Regions from separate parts of the Homo sapiens genome. Here region 1 is linked to region 2. The links are chromatin contacts, found by Hi-C or POLR2A ChIA-PET in ENCODE. All regions are on one chromosome and are shown on one strand. Each heading gives the region's core, a stretch centred on a gene start or an enhancer-like site at or near the end of the contact. The rest is flanking DNA. Distances are from core to core; before and after follow the strand shown.

The links. Hi-C counts contacts between places; a loop is a spot of excess contacts on that map. ChIA-PET counts read pairs that join two places held with the same protein, here RNA polymerase II (POLR2A). Pooled maps may share reads with other maps.
Region 1: a loop to region 2 is called in a map of heart left ventricle, with 9 times the contacts of the local background. The contact joins the promoter of ZNF423 here to the enhancer-like site in region 2. A Hi-C loop is called at or near these places in 17 of 168 maps with a recorded cell type or tissue (Right ventricle myocardium inferior, aorta, ascending aorta and 7 more) and 17 of 50 pooled maps. POLR2A ChIA-PET finds 5 or more read pairs at or near these places in 2 of 52 experiments (WTC11 and activated naive CD4-positive, alpha-beta T cell).

Annotation. Positions count from the first base shown.
Region 1 is chr16:49,854,786-49,857,485 of GRCh38, reverse strand. It overlaps ZNF423 (zinc finger protein 423), which reads left to right and starts at 1,374. Exons shown (of 8, transcript NM_001379286.1): 1 at 1,374-1,751. The coding sequence starts at 1,712. RefSeq lists a silencer at 1,871-2,130.
Region 2 is chr16:49,775,056-49,777,755 of GRCh38, reverse strand. All of the region lies in intron 2 of ZNF423 (zinc finger protein 423), which reads left to right. Among named protein-coding and RNA genes, the nearest start is that of ZNF423, 80 kb to the left of the region's middle. RefSeq lists an enhancer at 1,209-1,720. Within about 2 kb of position 1,428, at least 8 of the 41 ENCODE cell types and tissues checked have a DNase peak (open chromatin) inside an H3K27ac peak, as active enhancers do; they include heart left ventricle, heart right ventricle and left ventricle myocardium inferior, where a contact is called at or near this core.

The sequences.
Region 1 (2,700 bases), core at 125-2,624, 80 kb before region 2:
CATTCTTTCACTTTTTACAGTTTGTGAGGCTCATGCGTCTTGGCGAGCTTGACAGCCGCGTGGGCCCTAAGTGTGTTCCCTCCTCCTGCCCCCGGTGCAGCCAGCGCCCGAGCCCCGGCCCCGCGTGCTGGTGCGGTGCCCGCGCCCGCGCCGTGCCTGCCGCCGCCGCCGCCGCCGCCACCACGGTCCGGGTTTTGCGGGCGGCCGGAGCTGTATTTCCAGCGCTGTCCATCGCTCGGTGCTGTTGGCCCTCTCTCCGTCTGATCCGAGCCGGAGCAGTGCGGGGCGCCCCACGGGATCAGAGCGCTCCCCCGCCGGGACTCCGCTCCTCACATCCTCCTGCTGGGACCCGGCTACATTTCCAGCCAAGCCTGGCTTTATTATGTGTCTCTGCAGTGCAGCCCCAGCAGCCGGATCGGGAGGAGGAGAGCCAGCGACCACAAAGAAGACAGGAGCGCGAGGGAGGCTGGCGGGCGGGCCGGCGCCGGCTGGAGCGCGGAGGAGCCGGGGCGCAGCCGCCGCCGCCGCTGCCCAGGAGGACGGGAGCCCGGCCGCCGCCGCCGCCGCCTGCTCGTCCTCCTCTTCCGCCACCGCGGCCGCCGCCTCCCCCCTCTCCGAGCCCCTGGCCCATGGAGGCAGCTAGCGGGGCCGGCGACTTGGCACCGGCCTGGGGATCGGCTGCGCGCCTCGCGCTGAGCACCGCAGCCCGAGGGCAGGCAGCGGCGGCCCGGCGCACGGGCTGAGCGATGCCCGGGGCACGGGCGCGCCTGCCGGCCGCCGCCTGAGCGCCCCCGCGCGCCCCTTCCTCCTCCGGGGGGCCGGCGCCGGGCCGATCCGAGAGCCAGAGAAGGGGGCGTGAGCCAGGGGCCCCGAGCCGCGGCTTCCGAGCCACTGCGGCCGTTTCGAGCCTCCCCTCCAAGTAGGCTGAGTTGAGGGACCCCCGCCCCCCATCCATCATAATCTCCAAACCAGGCGCTTGGGCATTTTTGAGCCATTAATATTTATTATTTTTTTTTGTGCGGCAGGGGATAATTCGAAGGCTTCTTTTTTTTTTTTTTCCTGGGGGGTACTGAGCTTCCGCGCTCCCGACCGCCTCCCGGTCTCCTCCCCCCTTGAGATACCCTCGACTCCAGCCCCGTTCCCCCTCCTCAGATGGGTTCATTGTGAGCTCCGCACCGGGCTGCGTGGCCGGACGCCTGCAAACTTTGCACAAAAATCCGGCAAGGGGCGGAGGAGGAGGAGAAGGAGGAGGAGGGTGAGGGTGGCGGTAGGGTGGGGGAGGGAAGGAGGGGGCCGCAGGGGCCGGGGGCCGGCGGGGGGTTGGGAGGAGGAGGGGGGCGGCTTTTTTTTTTTTTTTTTTTTTTTTTTTTTTGCATAACTCGGCTCGGCCGAGTGGCCTCCGGACTCCCCGCGCCGCTGGGACCGCCGCTTGGATCGGGAGCCCCGGACTGCCGCATTGCAACAGGCAGGGCCCCGGCGCGCCCCCCGGGCCTCCCCCCGCCTTCGAGCGGCCTCGGCCGGCCCGGGCTGCCCCCCCAAGGGAGGCCGCCCCGGACCTGCGGTCCGCTCCCCACAGCCGCCAACCGGGCTGCAAAAAAAAAAGTTTCCAAGAGACAGGCGGAGGAGAAGGGGGAGAAGGGCTGCCCGGAGCGGCGGGGGGCGGCGGGGGGAGCCGGCTGCGGAGGGCGACGGAGCGCCCGGAGCCCCGGACATGTCCAGGCGGAAGCAGGCGAAGCCGCGCTCGGTGAAAGGTGAGCGAGCGAGGCCCGGCGGAGGCGCGAGCGAGCGAGCGAGGAGGGAGGGAGCGAGGGAGGAGGGACCGGCGAGCGGGCTGGCTGCCGGGGACCCGCGCGAGCGAGCCGAGAGGAGGAGGAGGAGGCGGCAGAGGAGGCGGAGGCGGAGGCGGAGGCGGAGGAGGGGGAGGAGGAAGCCGGGAGCAGGAGGCGGAGGCGGCGGCGGCGGCGGCGGCGGCGGAGGGGGTACGCCGCGGACACCCTCCCTGCCCGGACTCGGCGCCGTCGCCCTTGGGGGACCCAGGCCTGGGGGCGCCGCTAAGGGGCCCTTGCCGCTCCCTCCGTGCGGGGCCCGGGCCCGTGTGGCCAATCAAGGGGTGCTGGCCCGACTTGGCGGGGATTGCGAATCTCGGCGGCGGCGGGCGGGCGACAGGAGGAAGGAAGAGGCGGCGAGGACGGGCGCCCGGCAGGCCGACCGCTCCTCGCTGGCCCCGGGCCTCGCTGGCTCTCTCTGGCCCCTGCCTGGTCGCCCGAGGACGCGGGGAGCGGCGGGCGCTGTCGGCGAGCGCCCCGGGCGCCGCGCCCTCGCCCCGGCCGCCTGGCGCCCCCTCCCGCCCCTGCCCAGGCCTTCTCCCGGCCCGGGCCCCTGCACTTCCTGCCTCCTCCACCGAGGCCCACCGGGCAGGGAGCCTCCGCCAGGAGTTCATTGTCTGCACGGCGCCGGCGGGACGCAGGTCCTCAGGGGAGCTCAGCGGCCGCGGTGCGCGCCCCTCCGCGGAGGGCGCCCCGGATCTGACCCCGGGCACCGGCACCCTGGATCTGACCCCGGGCACCGGCACCCTCGACACCCAGGCCGGCTTTCTGTGCTGGCTCCCCGGGGTGCGCGCGTTTGTGGGGAGCTGCAGATATATAGATACACACACCCATCCCTTCGTCTCCACGCTTTGCTTTCTATTTCCAGCGAGGG
Region 2 (2,700 bases), core at 179-2,678:
TGAGGCCAAAGAGCTAAAGAGACTAGTCCAGTCTGCACAGCTAGTTGGGGTTTTGTCTGAGTCTAGGGCACGCTTTCTGTAGTTGCTAATTCACAGTGCCTGGGACTCAGTGGAGACTTACTGCATCTTGGTGGAATGACGGGCACTAGAATGTGCTGTAATCCCTAATGTCATTGCAGCGACACACCACTAGTGAGAAGCCACCAGGGTCAGTGTGGGAATGAGTGATTGCTAATGGGCAAAAACCTGTGAGTGCTCTTTGGTGGTGATGTGTAAATTCACAAGTCATTGTGTGTGCATGCATGTGCACACACAACATACACATATTACATGCACACCAACACAAGGATGCATGCACACATTCATACATATATATGCTCATACTCTCACTCAGTGCAAATGTACTCCACACAATGCACATGGACATTCACACACATGTAGGTACACATTTGCACACAATGCACATGTACCACCCATGCACATGTAAACACACACGTATGTGCACATTGGCATATGCATACTCCACACAATACACACATTCACATATATGGGCCTTCACATACATGTTCCTCCATACTACACACATATGTACGCACAGCCAAGTGCATGCATATGCATAATGCACACCCACACAGATGCCTGCAGACACAGGTATGCACACACATGCATAACACAGATGCACACCCATACGTGCATACAGGAGTGTGTTCACACTGCCAACATACCCATAGTGCGCATGTGCACACACTTACAAATGCATGCACATACAGAGGCATACACACATATGCAGCATTCACTCATCCACACCCAGGCATGCAAATGAGCAGAAAAAGCCTGTTTCTGGGCTGTCTCCCTTGAAGGATCAGGAACAGTGCCCAGGCGGGGTGTTCAAGATGTCCAGATTGTCTCCTTGCTCTGTTTTCTTTCTTCCATTTCTTTGTCGTACCCTCAGGGCCCTAGACATTCTTTCCATCCAAAGATTTGCACCCCTGCACTTGGGCCCAGTGCTGGGCTGACCCTGGTGTGGACCTAGACCCCAGTCTTGGTGCATCTGTCTGTTCGCCTGCCTGGCCTGCTGTGGCCTGCATGGGCCGCCCCGCAACCCCCAACTTGCATGTGACTTCATTTTACACCCTGCACCTGCCTCTTTAAGAGACCAGGGGCCTGGCAGGCCTGTCCCCAGGGTCGGGGCTGGGGGAGGCTGGACAGCTGCAGGTTGGGGGGAAGCTTTGTGAGCTCCCAGTGGCCTCTTGGAGCCTGGGTAATGCTGGGGAAACTGAAACAAAGGCCGACAATGGCCTCCTTCCCTCCCCGGGTGGCCTCGGAGCAGGGCCTGCCTGGGCGGCCTCTGGGGGCCCCTGTTATTTCCTGTGCTGGCTGTGGGGCTCCTGGCCAGCTTGGAATGGGGCAGGAAGCTGGGCAGGGCATCGCCTCCCCACCCGCTGGGCTGGCCCTCGCAGGCCAGAGTAGCCGCTCCTGGGAGTGGGGGTCGGCTCAGCGTTCCTGTTCTGTGACCGCTGCTCCAGCTCCGCTTGGCCTGGTCTGCCCTACTCAGGTCTGGCCAGGCCTCCCAGGAGGGAAACTCAGCCTTCCGTCTCCGCTGCCCTCTCCCTGCTGCCGACTCCATGTGCTCCCACCATCTTCATTGAGTCCATCTATGCTGTCACCTGAGCTCCTGCATCTCCTCTCCCTAAATGGCCCAAGCCTCTGTGTTCAGAGCCCTTGCCCCACAGAGCCAAGGACAGGGTCAGGCAGGGAGCATTTCATGGCTTATTAATTAATTCATTTGGGATTATGCTAGAGGTTAGCATAGGTTTGGTTATCAGGGTTAGGGTTACACTGAAGGTTAAGTTTAGCGTTAGGTTTACCAAACCCTGCAGACCAAAAAGACACGAGCGTTAAGGGCATGGGTTTTCAGGCAGATAGGCCCTTATTTCAATCCTGATTCACCACCAGTTATTCATCATAGTATTGTCAGGCGTCTGTGTGCTTCTAGGCCACAAGGGCACAGTTGGGTCCCTGACTTCCAGGACTCACATTCTAGAGTGAGGAGGCAGCAGTGGGCAGGTGAACACACACAGCACAAATTAAGTGTATTCACTGTGAGAATGGGCTTGACTCAGTGATTGCACCTTCCCAGAGCTCAGTTTTGTGATCTGTAGAATGGGAATAACAAAGCCCCTACCTTGTGGCACCATTATAAGGACAAGTGAGAGGGTACATGACATGTGTCCAGCATGGTGCCTGGCACACAGCATGTCCCCAATAAGTGCTAACTGTGATGATTACTAATGAAAGGCTGTCGAGGTGGCCTGTGGGTCAGTGGGGAGCTCAAATAATAGTTGAAGAGACTAATTATGTCAAAACCTAAGGGAAGGGTCAGGATGCCTTTGAGCCTCCTGGCAGCCAAGGCCCAAAGAGAAATAGAATCAAAGCTGCTTCTGTATTATGTAAGAGCTTGGGACAGACCAGTGTTTTCCCCCTGGCTTGGAATGCTGAGGAATTTATTCTGTGGATCCTCATTAATCAATGGACAAACAGCAGGAACCATCTCAGTAACAATTTGGCACACGATGCAGAAACATCTTTCTTAGAGTTCCTTCTTCAATTGACCCTGGAAAAATGCTCCGTGCCTCAGTGCACCACACAACCCTGGAGTTCCATGCAGTACAGCCTGGAGGGAGCTGGGCGGAGGCAATG